Linked DNA regions of Homo sapiens: region 1 is linked to region 2. Evidence: read pairs that join two places in POLR2A ChIA-PET (ENCODE). Cell type or tissue: OCI-LY7. All regions are shown on one strand. Each heading gives the region's core, and the rest is flanking DNA. Links, peaks and the distances in the headings are about the cores only. Region 1 overlaps PRIM1 (DNA primase subunit 1). Region 2 has its middle 10 kb from the start of ATP5F1B.

Region 1 (6,697 bases), core at 308-4,307, 93 kb before region 2:
AGCCTGGCCAACATGGTGAAACCCCGTTTCTACAAAAAATACAAAAATTATCTGGGCATGGTGGGTCGCATGCCTGTAGTCCCAGCTACAGCCTCGGGAGGCTGAGGTGGTAGGATCCCTTGAACCCGGGAGGCGGAGGTTGCAGTGAGCCTTTATCGAGCCACTGCACTCCAGTCTGGGCGACAGAGCAGGAAGCAAGCAAGATTCCCTCACCGAAAAAAAAAACTTCTCATTGGCTAAAATTATAATGCCCTGAGCCAAATAAAGTAGCAAATTAACTTTAAAATGTACATTTATTTTGCAGTGATAAAGAATTACTTTCAACACCGTGAATTTTCATTCACATTGAAAGATGATATTTACATTCGCTACCAATCCTTCAACAACCAGAGTGATCTGGAAAAGGAGATGCAGAAAATGAATCCATACAAGATTGATATAGGCGCAGTATATTCTCACAGAGTAAGAAATCTTTTTTTAATATATTTTGTTGTTTTATTTTGTAAACCAAGAATGGGTTGATTCCTCTTGCGTTTTGAGATTAAATTTTTAGAGTTTATTCTAGATGAAAAGCCACTTTTTAATTGTTTGGCAAGTGATTAATCCTTTTTTGTTCTTTGACGTTCTGCATTACTGATGAAATCATTTGGGAGTGAATTGGTTGCATTTTTACTAGGACAAAAAAAATTGAGTATCTAGCTACTAGGAAGAGGAAGTCGACATGATTTAGGAAAGGGAAATAATTAGCCGGGCGTGGTGGTACGCGCCTGTAATCCCAGCTACTGAGGAGGCTGAGGCAGGAGAATCGCTTGAACCCGGGAGGTGGAGGTTGCAGTGAGCCAAGATCGCGCCATTGCACTCCAGTCTGGGCGACAGAGCGAGACTTGGCCTCAAAAAAAAAAAAAAAGAGGGAAATAAAAGAGAATTACATTCTCTTCCACCATGGAAGTTATTCTTTTTTTCTTTTAATTGTTTATTTTTATTGAGGTCAAATATACATATAAAACTTATTATCTTTACCACGTTTAAGTGTACAGTTCAGTCATAATAAACATTTATATTCTTTTTCCTTCATACCCCTGGAGTTATTCTTGATTCCTCTCTTTCTCACATTCCCATACCCATTCTATTAGGAAATCCCTTTGGCTCTACCATAAGTGTATCTAAAATCCAGCCACTACTACCAGTGCTACCAACATTATCATCTCATCTGAATTACTGTAAAAACCTCCTAACAGTTTGCCTTTGTAGAATCTAGAGTCCATTGTCAATACAGAAGCTAGAGTAATCCTTTTAAAACAACTCAGAATCTGTGATTCCTCTGCTGAAAACATTCTCTGGTGGCTGCTCATTTCACTGACTAAAAGTCCTTCTCTCCCCCTCATTCATTCCTGCCACACTGACCCTTGCTCAAGCTGTTTCCACTGCCTAAAACCCATTTCTATACTTGGTTCATCCCCTCACCTCCTTCAAATCTTTGCTCAAATAGCACCTTCTCAGTGAGGTCTACTAAAACCTGCCACTCCTCCCACCCCCTGCCACTGGTATATTCTAAGTACCCTAGAAGAGTGCCTGGCAAGAGACAGTACACTATAAATATTTGTTGAGTGAATGAACAAACCAAAATTGCCCTTCTTCCCCTTCTCAAATATATACACTGGTGGGTGGAGGGAATACATACATAGCATAATAGCTTTTATGTGGAGTTTTTCATGTTATATAACTTGTTACTTGTATCAATCCTCATTCTTTTTACAAAGGAGGAAACAGGCCCAGAGAACTTGAATAGTTTGCACAAGCTCACACACAATTTCTAAATGATAGAGCTGGCACTTAAACCCAGGGTTTCTGACTCTAAATCCCAGACCCGTCTCTCATCATCAAAGTAAGGGGAGAAGAGGTAATAAAAGGCAGGCAGAAAAAAATACTTTGGAGTTGTTTTACTTCCCCTTTATAGGTTGAGAATAAAACTGAAAATGAACTTCTAAGAAGGGTTAGGGTGCCACTCTCTACTTCCTTCTCCTTAATTTCTAAAGGGAGAAAACGTCTCATTTTTTTCTTGGGCCAAGACAGAAGCATCTATAGACCTTTATTTACTTTTTGTGTTTTGTTTTGTGATTTTTGTCAGTTATGTATGCACATGGTTTACAAAATCAAGTACTTCTATTCGGCTTTTAAAAAATCTGCTACCAGGCTGGGCCGGTGGTTCACACCTGTAACTCTAGCACTTTGAGAGGCTGAGGCGAGCAGATAACTTGAGGTCAGGAGTTCAAGACCAGCCTGGCCAACATGGTAAAACTCTGTCTCTACCAAAAAATACAAAAACAGCCGGGCACGGTGGCACATGCCTACAGTCCCAGCTACTCAGGAGGCTGAGGCAGGAGAATTGCTTGAACCCGGTAGGTGGAGGTTGCAGTGGGTCAAGATCACGCCACTGCACTCCAGCCTGGGCGACAGAGTGAGACCCTGTCTAAAAAAAATTCTGCTACCCTTCCCCCTCATTTTTTGCTACCCAGAAGCAACTACTTTCTTTCTTTCTTTTGTTGAGACAAGTCTAGCTCTCTTGCCCAGGCTGGAGTGCAGTGGCTAGTCTCAGCTCACTGCAATTTCTGCCTCCCGGTTTCAAGTGATTCTCCCACCTCAGCTTCCCGGGTAGCTGGGATTATAGGCGCATACCACCACACTTGTCTAATTTTTGTGTTTTTTAGTAGAGACGGGGTTTTGCCATGTTGGCCAGGCTGGTCACGAACTCCTGACCTCAAGTGATCCACCCGCCTTGGCCTCCCAAAATGCTGGGATTACAAGCATGAGCTACCACACCCAGACCCAGAAGCAACCACTTTCTTTTAGCTAAAGCTTTTTTTTTTTTTTTTGAGACAGAGTCTCGCTCTGTCATCCAGGCTGGAGTGCAGTGGCATGATCTCGGCTCACTGCAGCCTCCGCCTCCCGGGTTCAAGCGATTCTCCTGCCTCACCCTCCCGAGTAGCTGGGATTACAGGTGTGTGCCACCACGCCTGGCTAATTTTTTGTATTTTTAGTAGAGACGGGGTTTCACCATGTTAGCCAGGTTGGTCTCGATCTCCTGACCTCGTGATCTGCCCGCCTCAGCCTCCCAAAGTGCTGAGATTACAGTCGTGAGCCACTGCGCCCAGCCCTGTTCAGATTATTTAGAGAGAAATCTTCTAGCTTCCTGCCTGAGTTGGTAGTGGAAGAGTACAGAAGTGGGTGGAAAGGGCTGGGTCTTAACATTCCACATATAAATGTCTAATTATTCCCCTAATATCAATTTGTAATATCAATACAACACACTCTTCAATTGTACTTGTTGTCCAAGTCCAGGGACCTTCTGTTTTATGCTCTCTGGAAAATAATTCAGGTGTCTTCTGCCAGGGAAATGAAAGAGCAGTCACCTAGCTCTGCAAGCTAAGTGTACGAATCTGGGTAGCTAACTGCTTCTTAACTATGCTTTGAACCAATCCTCCTTTTTTTTTTCCTTCAGTCAAGGGTGGCCTTGAAAAATCTTCCTGTTTTTCATCTCAGCTTCACTAAACACGCACTTACTCATTCCAACAATACCTGGTATCACCTATCCCTGAGCCTTTTGGGGGTTCTGAGGTATAAATTGGGTTGCGCCTCTTATCTTTCCTTACTGACAGCCTAAGATTTAGTTTTATGAATCTCCTCAGTAATCACTCCCTTCTGACTTACAGTTATAAAAACTTATGGTGGAATTAACCTCTCAGGTTCTTTTTTTTGAGACAGAGTCTCGCTCTGTCACCCAGGCTGGAGTGCAGTGGCGTGATCTTGACTCACAGCAACTTCCACCTCCCGGGTTCAATGATACTCCTGCTTCAGCTTCCCAAGTAGCTGGGACTACAGGCATATGCCATCACACCCGGCTATTTTTTGTATCTTTAGTAGGGAGACAGTTTCACCATATTGGCCAGGCTGGTTTCAAACTCCTGACCTCAAGTGATCTGCCCGCCTCAGCCTCTCAAAGTGCTGGGATTACAGGCATGAGCCACTGTGCCCAGCTTCTCATAGCCTCTTTATAATAAAGTCTCAATTCAAACTAATTGGGGAGATCTTTTTGAATTATTGAAAAATTTTTAAATACTTCTATGTATGGTAACAAGTAAAGGTTCTTAAAACACCTTGCAATAGGCCATTATTTGTATACGTTCCCTTGTCAGAAAACTAAAAACAGCTTTATTATTATCCTTATTGACCAACAAACATTTATGATGGATATGTATTCATTAAACCCTGCTTTAAGTTGGTGAAAGTTAAGACTCTCATCAATAGTGTATGTGTAAGATCCAAAATAATGAACTTTCACTGTCATAAAGTTGGCATTATATAGTCTCTTTATTTCTGTTTGGCAACTTTTTCCATATGTGTAGAAAATAAGCAGATTTAGCAGTGTGGCAGCTCTTATAGAAACTGATCAATATTTTGTATCTGTAGCCCAATCAACACAATACAGTGAAGCTGGGAGCTTTCCAGGCTCAGGAAAAAGAACTGGTATTTGACATTGACATGACAGACTATGACGATGTGAGGAGATGTTGTAGGTGAGCACTGTGTGTCTTGCTGTTAGGGTGGGTGGTATCACTGACAATGAGTAATGATGACTCTGCTTTAGTTCTGCAGACATATGTCCTAAGTGCTGGACCCTCATGACAATGGCCATACGCATCATTGACAGAGCATTGAAGGGCAAGTATCAGCAGTTTCTGAATGGGGTCAAGTGTAAGAATCGGTTTTCCTCTGACTACTATTAACTATTAGTCTCTGTATTTTGTGATCAAATCTCATTAATTTGTGTGTGTGTGTGTGTGTGTGTGTGTGTGTGTGTGTGTGTGTGTGTGTGACGAGTCTCACTCTGTCAGCCAGGCTGGAGTGCAGTGGTACAATGTCGGCTCACTGCAACCTCTGCCTCCTGGGTTCAAGTGATTCTCCTGCCTCAGCCTCCTGAGTAGCTGGGACTACAGGCGCACGCCACCACGCCCAGTTAATTTTTGTATTTTTAGTAGAGGCAGCGTTTCACCATGTTGGTCAGGCTGGTCTCGAACTCCTGACCTCGTGATCTGCCCACCTCGGCCTCCCAGAGTGCTGGGATTACAGGCGTGAGCTACCACACCTGGCCTAATAAAATAGTTTTTTAAAAAAGAAAGAAATTCCCAGCAGAGAGACCAGGATGGGTAAAGAGATGAAGCAAGAACATGGGGAGCACAGGAAACAACAAGTAATTTAATATACATTAATTAAGGAGTTTATAGATTTGTTTTAAAACCTATTATTTCTCTCTTCCTCAGAGGACTTTGGATTTAAGCATCGTCTCTGGGTATATTCTGGAAGGAGAGGTGTTCATTGTTGGGTCTGTGATGAATCAGTTAGAAAACTGTCTTCTGCAGTACGTTCTGGGATAGTTGAGTATTTGAGCCTTGTAAAGGTAAGATCCTCTTAATTCTAATTTGCATTGCTTTAGTTTCTAGATGTTACCAAGCCTGATATGTTTACTGTCAAAGAAAATGAAACTATCTTTTTTTTTTTTTTTTGAGATGGACTCTCACTCTGTTGCCCAGGCTGGACTGCAATGGCATGATCTTGGCTCACTGCAAGCTCTGCTTCCTGGGTCCAAGCAATTCTCCTGCCTCAGCCTCCCGAGTAGCTGGGACTACAGGCTCCTGCCACTGTGCCCAGCTAAATTTTGTATTTTTAGTAAAGACTGGGTTTCGCCATGTTGGCCAGGCTGGCCTAGAACTCCTAGCCTCAGGTGATTCACCCACCTCAGCCTCCCAAAGTGCTGGGATTACAGACATGAGCCACCACACTGGCCTAAAACTTATCTTTAATGGCATTCACATTGCAGAGTAAATGATCTTACCAATAGATCATTTAAAGTCATAGTAGCTACATGTTTTAAGATATTTCATTTTATTTTGCTATAAATATCTTGCTTTGTGGCATATGTAAAATAATAGATAAAATAGATTTATTATATATAAAATAATAGAACATGTTAAAGTTTGGTTTTGGTTTTGGTTTGTTTTTTTGGTTTTTTTTGTTTTGTTTTGTTTTGTTTTGAGACACGGTCTCACCCTGTCACCCAGGCTGGAGTACGGTAACGTGACCACAGCTCACTGCAGCCTTGACCTCCTGGTCTCAAGTGACCCTTCTACCTCAGCCTCCTGAGTAGCTGGGACTAAAGGCATGCGCCACCACGCCCAGCCAATTTTTTAATTTTTGCAGAAACAAGGTCTCACTATATTGCCCAGGGTGTTCTTGAACTCCTAAACTCAAACTATCCTCCCACTTCAGGCTCCCAAAATGCTGAGATTACAGGTGTGAGCCACTACATCCAGCCTACAAATTTTTTTTTTTTTTTTTGAGACGGAGTCTTGCTCTGTTACCCAGGCTGGAGTGCAGTGGCGCTATCTTGGCTCACCACAACCTCCGCGTCCCGGGTTCAAGCAATTCTCCTGTCTCAGCCTCCCAAGTAGCTGGGATTACAGGCACTTGCCACCACACCCGGCTAATTTTTGTATTTAGCCAGGCGTGTTGGCAGGTGGAAACAGGGTTTCATCATATTGGTCAGGCTGGTCTCGAACTCCTGACCTCAGGTGATCCGCCCGCCTCAGCCTCTCAAAGTGCTGGGATTACAAGTGTGAGCCACTGCGTCCAGCCCTAGAAA
Region 2 (8,447 bases), core at 1,788-5,787:
GGTGGCTCACGCTTGTAATCCCAGCACTTTGGGAGGCCGAGGCGGGCAGATCATGAGGTTAGGAGTTGGAGACCAGCCTGGCCAACACAGTGAAATGCTGTCTCTACTAAAAATACAAAAATTAGCTGGGCATGGTGGCATGCGCCTGTAATCCCAGCTACTCAGGAGGCTGAGGCAGGAGAATTGCTTGAACCCAGGAGGTGGAGGTTGCAGTGAGCTGAGATCAAGCCACTGCACTCCAGCCCACGGGACAGAACTAGACTCCATCTCAAAAAGAAAAAAATAATGATATTGCCAGGCTTGCTTTGCTCTTCCCAGATAGTCTAAAGTGACAAATCATTTGTTCGCAAGTTGTATTGTCAGTCTGGGTAATTTCATTGTTCATGTGAAGAACTTATCCAGAACTCACTCCTAAATTATTTATTTATTTATTTATTTAGACACGGAGTCACTTTTTGACATGGAGGCATGATCTCGGCTCACTGCAGCCTGTTTCCCAGGTTCAAGCGATCCTTCTGCCTCAGCTCTCTGAGTAGCTGGGATTACAGCCATGTGCCACCACTCCTGGCTAATTTTTGTATTTTTAGTAGAGATGGGGTTTCACCTGGTTGGCCAAGCTGGTCTCAAACGCCTGACCTCAAGTGATCCACCCACCTCAGCCTCCCAAAGTGCTGGGATTACAGGATTGAGCCATTGTGCCAGGCCAATCCTGAATTTCTTTTCTTTTCTTTTTTTTTTTTTTTTTTGAGACGGAGTTTTGCTCTTGTTGCCCAGGCTGGAGTGCAGTGGCGTAATCTCAGCTCACTGCAACCTCCATCTCCCAGGTTCAAGAGATTCTCCTGCCTCAGCCTTCCCAAGTAGCTGGGATTATAGGCATGCGCCACCAAGCCCAGCTAATATTGTATTTTTAGTAGAGATGGGGTTTCTCTGTGTGGGTCGGGCTGGTCTCAAACTCCCGACCTCAGGTGATCTGCCCACCTTGGCCTCCCAAAGTGCTGGGATTACAGGCGTGAGCTACCCTGCCCAGCCCCAATCCTAAATTTCTTAATCTCAAATCCAATGGCCTTCAGTTGAGTACTTAGCAACCCATTCCCATTATGTATCTCATCATCATGAGTGAAAGAACTGCAAAGCTGCTTATACTACAACTAAGTGTCATGCAGTCTAACTGCCCCTCAACCACTGTTCCTTCTCTGGCCTCACAGCTAATTAGCCTTTATAGCTTTAGTTACTTCCCTATTTCTATTGCGCTGTGATTCATCTTGAACCTATTCTCAAACAATCAAAATCATGGAGTTTTTTGTGATAATGTGGATTCCTAGGTCTTATCTCTGAGATAAGCTTGTCCATGTGGGGCCAGGGATTTGGAATATTATTGATAACTAGAAACCAGTGATTCCTAAAATGTGATCCCCAGACTAGCAGGATTAGTTTTGCCTAGGAACTCATTAGAAATACAAATTCTGGCCCCCAAATAGACCTACTAAATCAGAAACTTTGGAGGTGGGGTCAAGTGATCTGTCAAGCCTCTCCGGGTGATTCTGATGTATGCCAAAGTCTCATTACTGTTTTGGATCTAAAACGTAGGTTCTCATTCGGTTGGTCCTACTGAGATAGCCATGTGCAGTGTGATGTTTTGTGATGAAGGAAATGTTCCATATATCCAGTGTCCGATAGGTAACTACTAGCCAAATAGAGCTACTGAGGACCTGAAAAGCTAGTGCAATTAAGAAATGATTTTTAAATAAAAATCATTACAGGCCAGGTGCGGTGGCTCACGCCTATAATCCCAGCACTTTGGGAGGCCAAGGTGGGCAGATCACGAGGTCAGGAGTTCGACACCAGCCTGGCCAATATGGCAAAACCCTGTCTCTACTAAAAATACAAAAATTAGCTGGGCGTGGTGGTGTGCACCTGTGGTCCCAGCTGCTCGGGAGGCTGAGGCAGAGGAGTCGCTTGGACCCGGCAGGCAGAGGTTTTGGTGAAAAGAGATCGTGCCACTGCACCCTGGGCAACATAGCATGACTCCGTCTCAAAAAAAAAAAAAAAACCATTACATTAAATCTTACTAAATTTAAATAATCCAGTTTGGGCACCATGGCTCACACCTGTAATCCCAACTCTTTGGGAAGCCAAGGCCTGAGCTCAGGAGGGAGACCAGCCTGGGCAATATGGTGAAACCCCATCTCTACAAAAAAAAAAAAAAAAAAAAAACCATGGTGTGGTGGTGCATGCCTGTGATCCCAGCTACTCTAGAGGCTGAGGTGGGAGGATCCTTGAGCCTGGGAGACAGAGATTGTAGTGAGCTGAGATCATGCCACTGAACTCCAATCTGGGTGACAGAGACCCTGTCTCAAAAAACAAAACAAAAATTTTTAAATAATCCTATATGGTTAGTTACTACCATATTAGATAGTGCAGAGTTTGATGATACTGACGTAGGTGGTTTCAGGTCCACTGATGATTCATTAACCAAATTCTTACTTGCCTAAGATGATATGGGGAAATCCAAGCATGATAAATTTGGATACTACAGAGAAAATTAACATCAAAAATTACATAGGTCAATGTGCCAGGCACAGTACCTCACGCCTGTAATCCCAGCACTTTGGGAAGCCAAGGCAGGTGGATTGCTAGAGCCCAGGAATTCCAGACCAGCCTGGACAATATGGTAAAACCCCCTCTCTACTAAAAACAAAAAATTAGCCTGGCATGGTGGCACAAACCTGTAATCCCAGCTACTCGGGAGTCTGAGGCATGAGAATCATGTGAACCCAGAGGGTAGAGGTTGCAGTGATCTGAGATCGTGCCACCATACTCCAGTCTGGACAACAGAGTGAGACTCCATCTCAGAAAAGTCGCCTGGCGAGGTGGTTTATGCCTGTAATCCCAGCACTTTGGGAGGCCAAGGCAGGTGGATCACTTGAGGTCAGGAGTTTGAGACCAGCCTGCCCAACAGGATGAAACCCCATCTCTACTAAAAATACAAAAATTAGCCGGGGATGGTAGTGGGCACCTGTTATCCCAGCTACTCGGGAGGCTGAGGCAGGAGAATCATTTGAACCAGGGAGGTGGAGATTGCAGTGAGCCGAGATCCCACCACTGCATTCCAGTTTGGGCAAAAGAGCAAGACATTGTCTCACAAATAAATAAATAAATAAATAAATAAGCCTGGGTGAGGTGGCTCATGCCTATAATCCCAGCACTTTGGGTGGCCGAGGCGGGCAGATAACGAGGTCAGGAGTTCAAGACCAGCCTGGCCAACATAGTGAAACCCCGTCTCTACTAAAAATACAAAAATTAGCCATGCATGGTGCTGCATGCCTGTAGTCCCATCTACTTGGGAGGCTGAGGCAGGAGAATTGCTTGAACCCAGGAGGCAGAGGTTGTGGTGAGCCGAAACTGCGCTTCTGCACTCCAGCCTGGGCAACAGAGTGAGACTCCATCTCAAAAAATAATAATAATAAAAATTAACAGGCCAGGCGCAGTGGCTCATGCCTGTAATCCCAGAACTTTGGGAGGCCGAGACAGGTGGGTTACGAGGTCAGGAGATCGAGACCATCCTGGCTAACATGGTGAAACCCCGTCTCTACTAAAAATACAAAATATTAGCCGGGCGTGGTGGCGAGCACCTGTAGTCCCAGCTACTCGGGAGGCTGAGGCCGGAGAATGGTGTGAACCCAGGAGGTGGAGCTTGCAGTGAGCCTAGATAGTGCCACTGCATTCCAGCCTGGGTGACAGAGCGAGACTCCGTCTCAAAAAAATAAAAAATAAATAAATAATAGGTCAAAACATACCACTAAATTAAAAGATAACATTAGAAGAAAACATTTACAACATGCTTAACAAAGCATTTGAAGAACACTTAATCATGACAAGCCAAAAGGAAAAAATTGACAAAAGATGGAAACAAGTAATTAACTGAAGATATACAACTGACCAACAAACATGAAAATATTCCATCTTACTAGCCATTAGAGCTGAGCGTGGTGGCTCATGCCTGTCATCTCAACACTTTGGAAGGCCAAGGAAGATGGATTGCTTGAGCTACCCCCGTCCCACCACCAGACTTGAAGGTAGCCATGGGCAATATGTTGAAACCCCCCCTTTTTTTTTTTTTTTGAGACAGAGTTTCGCTCTCATTGCCCAGGCTGGAGTGCAGTGACATGATCTTGGCTCACTGCAACCTCCACCTTATGGTGGTTTCAAGCGATTCTCCTGCCTCAGCCTCCCAAGTAGCTGGGACTACAGGCACACACCACCATGCCCAGCTAATTTTTTGTATTTTTAGTAGAGACGGGGTTTCACCATGTTTGTCAGGATGGTCTCGATCTCTTGACCTTGTGATCCGCCCACCTCAGCCTCCCAAAGTGCTGGAATTACAGGCGTGAGCCACCATGCCCAGCCAAAACCCTGTCTTTACAAAAATTAGCAGGGCCTGATGGTGTGTGCATATGACTGGTCCCAGCTACTCGGGAGGCAGAGGTGGGAGGATTACTTGAGCCTGGGAGGTTCTAGTTCAAGAACTACTTGAACCCAGGAGGCGAAGGCTGCAGTGAGCCGTAATCACTCCACTGTACTGCAGCCTGGGAGACAGAGCAAGACCCTGTCTAAAAAAAAAAAAAAAAAGTGGCTCATGCCTGTAATCCCAGCACTTTGGGAGGCCAAGGCAGGCAGATCATCTGAGGTCGGGAGTTCAAGACCAGCCTGGCCAATATGGTGAAACCCCTTCTCTACTAAAAATACAAAAAAATTAGCCAGGCATTGTGGCGGGAGCCTGTAGTCCCAGCTACTCATGAGGCTGAGGCAGGAGAATCACTTGAACCTAGGAGGCAGAGGTTTCAGTGAGCCAAGATCGCACCACTGCACTCCAGCCTGGGTGACAGATCAAGACTCCGTCTCAAAAAAAGTTAATTAAGTCAATAATTTCATTATATTAGCCACCTTTAAAAATAAAGTTTTGGCAAAGATGCTGGGAACCTGGTAAATTAGCAAGATGGTTTGCGAAGGCAATTTGGCAGAATCTTATTTAAGTGAGCATATTTTAAGCCAACATGTTTAGGAATATGTATTAAAGGAGTACTAGGGTCAGGCACGGTGGTTCATGCCTGTAATCCCAGCACTTTGGGAGGCTGAGACAGGCGGATCATGAGGTCAGGAGTTCGAGACCAGCCTGGCCAACATGGTGAAACCCCCGTCTCTACTAAAAATACAAAAATTAGCTGGGCCTGGTGGCATGTGCCTGTAATCCCAGCTATTTGGGAGGCTGAGGCAGGAGAATTGCTTGAACCTGGGAGGTGGAGGTTGCAGTGAGCAACCTTTTTGTCACCAGGGACCGGTTTTGTGGAAGACAATTTTTCCATGGATGGGGGTGGGGGATATGGTTCATGAAATAATTATACAACTGACCATAATGTAGAATCAGTGGGAGCCTTGAGCTTGTTTTCCTGCAACTAGACAGTCCCATCTTAGGGTGATGAGAGACAGTGTCAGATCATCAGGCATTAGATTCTCATAAGGAGTGTGCAACCTAGATCCCTTGCTTGCTCGGTTAACAATAGGGTTTCCGGCAGGGCACGGTGACTCACGCCTGTAATCCCAGCACTTTGGGAGGCTGAGGCGGGTGGATCACAAGGTGAGGAGATCGAGACCATCCTGGCTAACATGGTGAAACCCTGTCTGTACTAAAAAAAAATACAAAAAAATTAGCCAGGCGTGGTGGCGGGTGCCTGTAGTTCCAGCTACTCCAGAGGCTGAGGCAGGAGAATGGCATGAACTCAGGAGGCAGAGCTTGCAGAGAGCTGAGACCATGCCACTGCACTCCAGCCTGGGCGACAGAGCGAGACTCTGTCTCAAAAAAAAAAAACAAAAAACAAAACAAAAAACAACAATAGGGTATCAGGGGAACCAGCCCCTAATATTTCAACATAGGTTCTTTTCTATTTTCCCTAAGTGTCAGCCGGTCTGAGAAATAAAGGGAAAGAGTACAAAAGAGAGCAATTTTAAAGCTGGGTGTCCGGGGGAGACATCACATGTCAGCAGGATCCGTGATGCCCCCTGAGTTGCAAAACCAGCAAGTTTTTATTATGGATTTCAAAAGGGGAGGGGTGTACGAATAGGGTGTGGGTCACAGAGATCACATGCTTCAAGAGCAATAAAATATCACAAGGCAAATAGGGGCAGAGTGAGGTCACAGGACCAGGGCAAAATTAGAATTGCTGATGAAGTTTCATGTCCCACTGGGCACACATTGTCATTGATAACATCTTATCAGGAGACAGGGTTTGAGAGCAGACAACCGATCTGACTAAAATTTACTAGGCAGGAATTTCCTAATCCTAATAAGCCTGGGGGTGCTACAGGAGACCAGGGCTTATTTCATCCCTTATCTATAACCATATAAGACACACACTCCCAGAGCGGCCATTTTAGAGACCTCCCCCTGGGAATGCATTCTCTTTCTCAGGGCTGTTCCTTGCTGAGAAAAATAACTCAGCGGTATTACTCCTATTCGCTTTTGTAAGAAGAGAAACATGACTCTGTTCTGTCCGGCCCCACAGGCAGTCAGGCCCAATGGTTATCTCCCTTGTTCCCTGAAAATCGCAGCCATCCTGTTCCTTTTGGATGTCCAGATTTCATATTGTTCAAACACACATGCTCTACAAACAATCTGTGCAGATAATGCAATTATCACAGGATCCTGAGGCAACATACATCCTCAGCTTATGAAGATGACGGGATTAAGAGATTAAAGACAGGCATAGGAAATTATAAGAGTATTGATTGGGGAAGTGATAAATGTACATGAAATCTTCACAATTTCTGTTCAGAGATTGCAGTAAAAACAGGCGTAAGAAATTATAAAAGTATTAATTTGGGGAACTAATAAATGTCCATGAAATCTTCACAATTTATGTTCTGCTGTGGCTTCAGCCGGTCCCTCCGTTTGGGGTCCCTGACTTCCCGCAACAATAGGGTTTCCATTTTTATGAGAATCTAATGCCATCACTGATCTGACAGGAGGCAGAATTCAGGTGGTAACGTGAGCAGTGGGGAGAAGCTGTAAATACAGATGAAGCTTTGGTCACTCGACCACAACTCTCCTCCTGCTGTGTGGCCTGGTTCCTAACAGGCCATGGACGGGTACTGGTCTGTGGCCCAGGCACTGGGGAACCCTGCATTATATGTATATGAAACAGAAAGTGAGTGGAATGTATGCAAAAAGTTTTTTCAATGGTCATTTTTGGGAAGGACAGTGGAAGTTTTGGAAGTAATGGTGAAAGAACTCATCCTGTACACCTAGAATATGTTCATATGTTACTTGTGTAATAAATAGTGCTTCCAAATTGTGACCTAAGAAAGGAATATTGGATTTCTGAAAGAGAATATTTCAACTTGGGAATGGCTGTGGAAGTAGGCTGCTTATGTGAAATGGGAATGTGAAAAACTAATTGGAATTGAAGTGGTTGAGGATCTCTGAAGCCAGGGCATTGAATGGGTTCTTTTCGTGGAATTTGAAATAATCCGGGATGATTGTCAAGAAATGTAGTAGAGACCAAAAAAACACATTCCACCAATTACCAGAGTACTGGAAGGATGTGGGGGTATGACCAATGTGGATAGCAGTAATGAAAGGATTTGGTGGAAAATGTAATTTTCACTTCAAGATGAATTTTAAATTACAGAGCACAGTCATTTGGAATTAACTTCAGATAAGAAACCAGATTGGGTGGGTCTGTGTGGTTCCTATTCCCCTGTGAAAAATAACTTGTACTTTTTTTTTTTTTTTCCATTCAGGTTCCATTTATTTTTGACATTTTTACATAACCATCCTTGCAGGGGTAACTCCTGCATCACTCTAGAACTTCAGGTTCCGTCCCTCTCCCTCTCCCTCTCCCCCTCCCCTCCCCCTCCCCTCCCCCTCCCCCTCCCCCTCCCCTTCCCTCTCTCCATGGTCTCCCTCTGAAGCCGAGCCGAGGTTGGACTGCACTGCCGCCATCTCGGCTCACTGCAACCTCCCTGCCCGACTCTCCTGCCTCAGCCTGCCGATCGCCCGGGACTGCAGGCGCGTGCCGCCACGCCTGACTGGTCTTTGCTGGAGTGCAGTGGCATGATCTGGGCTCGCTACAGCCTCCACCTCCCAGCCTCCTGCCCTGGCCTCCCAAAGTGCCGAGATTGCAGCCTCTGCCCGGCTGCCACCCCATCTGGGAAGCGAGGAGCGTCTCTGCCTGGCCGCCCATCATCTGGGATGCGAGGAGCCCCTCTGCCCTGCCGCCCAGCCTGGGAAGTGAGGAGCGCCTCTTCCCGGCCGCCATCCCATCTGGGAAGTGACGAGCGTCTCTGCCTGGCCGCCCATCGTCTGAGATGTGGGGAGCGCCTCTGCCCCGCCGCCCCGTCTGGGATGTGAGGAGCGCCTCCGCCCGGCCACGACCCCGTCTGGGAACTGA

Evidence for each region. ChIA-PET counts read pairs that join two places held together with the same protein. Peaks named below come from ENCODE experiments on the same cell type or tissue, not always from the same donor. Only the 100,000 strongest peaks of a DNase experiment are listed, where the experiment ranks them.
Region 1: POLR2A ChIA-PET joins it to region 2 with 5 read pairs; 8 of 35 experiments call an interaction of 5 or more read pairs at or near these places.

What each region holds. Positions count from the first base shown.
Region 1 is chr12:56,744,803-56,751,499 of GRCh38, reverse strand. It overlaps PRIM1 (DNA primase subunit 1), which reads left to right. Exons shown (of 13, transcript NM_000946.3): 2 at 305-462; 3 at 4,468-4,574; 4 at 4,646-4,719; 5 at 5,319-5,455. Among named protein-coding and RNA genes, the nearest start is that of PRIM1, 4.2 kb to the left of the region's middle. In OCI-LY7, for the core only: no CTCF peak of the experiment used is centred there; DNase peaks (open chromatin) are centred at 1,519 and 1,959; H3K4me3 peaks cover 2,195 bases; H3K27ac peaks cover 2,235 bases.
Region 2 is chr12:56,651,930-56,660,376 of GRCh38, reverse strand. No RefSeq gene overlaps it. Among named protein-coding and RNA genes, the nearest start is that of ATP5F1B, 10 kb to the right of the region's middle. RefSeq lists an enhancer at 2,361-2,410. In OCI-LY7, for the core only: no CTCF peak of the experiment used is centred there; no DNase peak of the experiment used is centred there.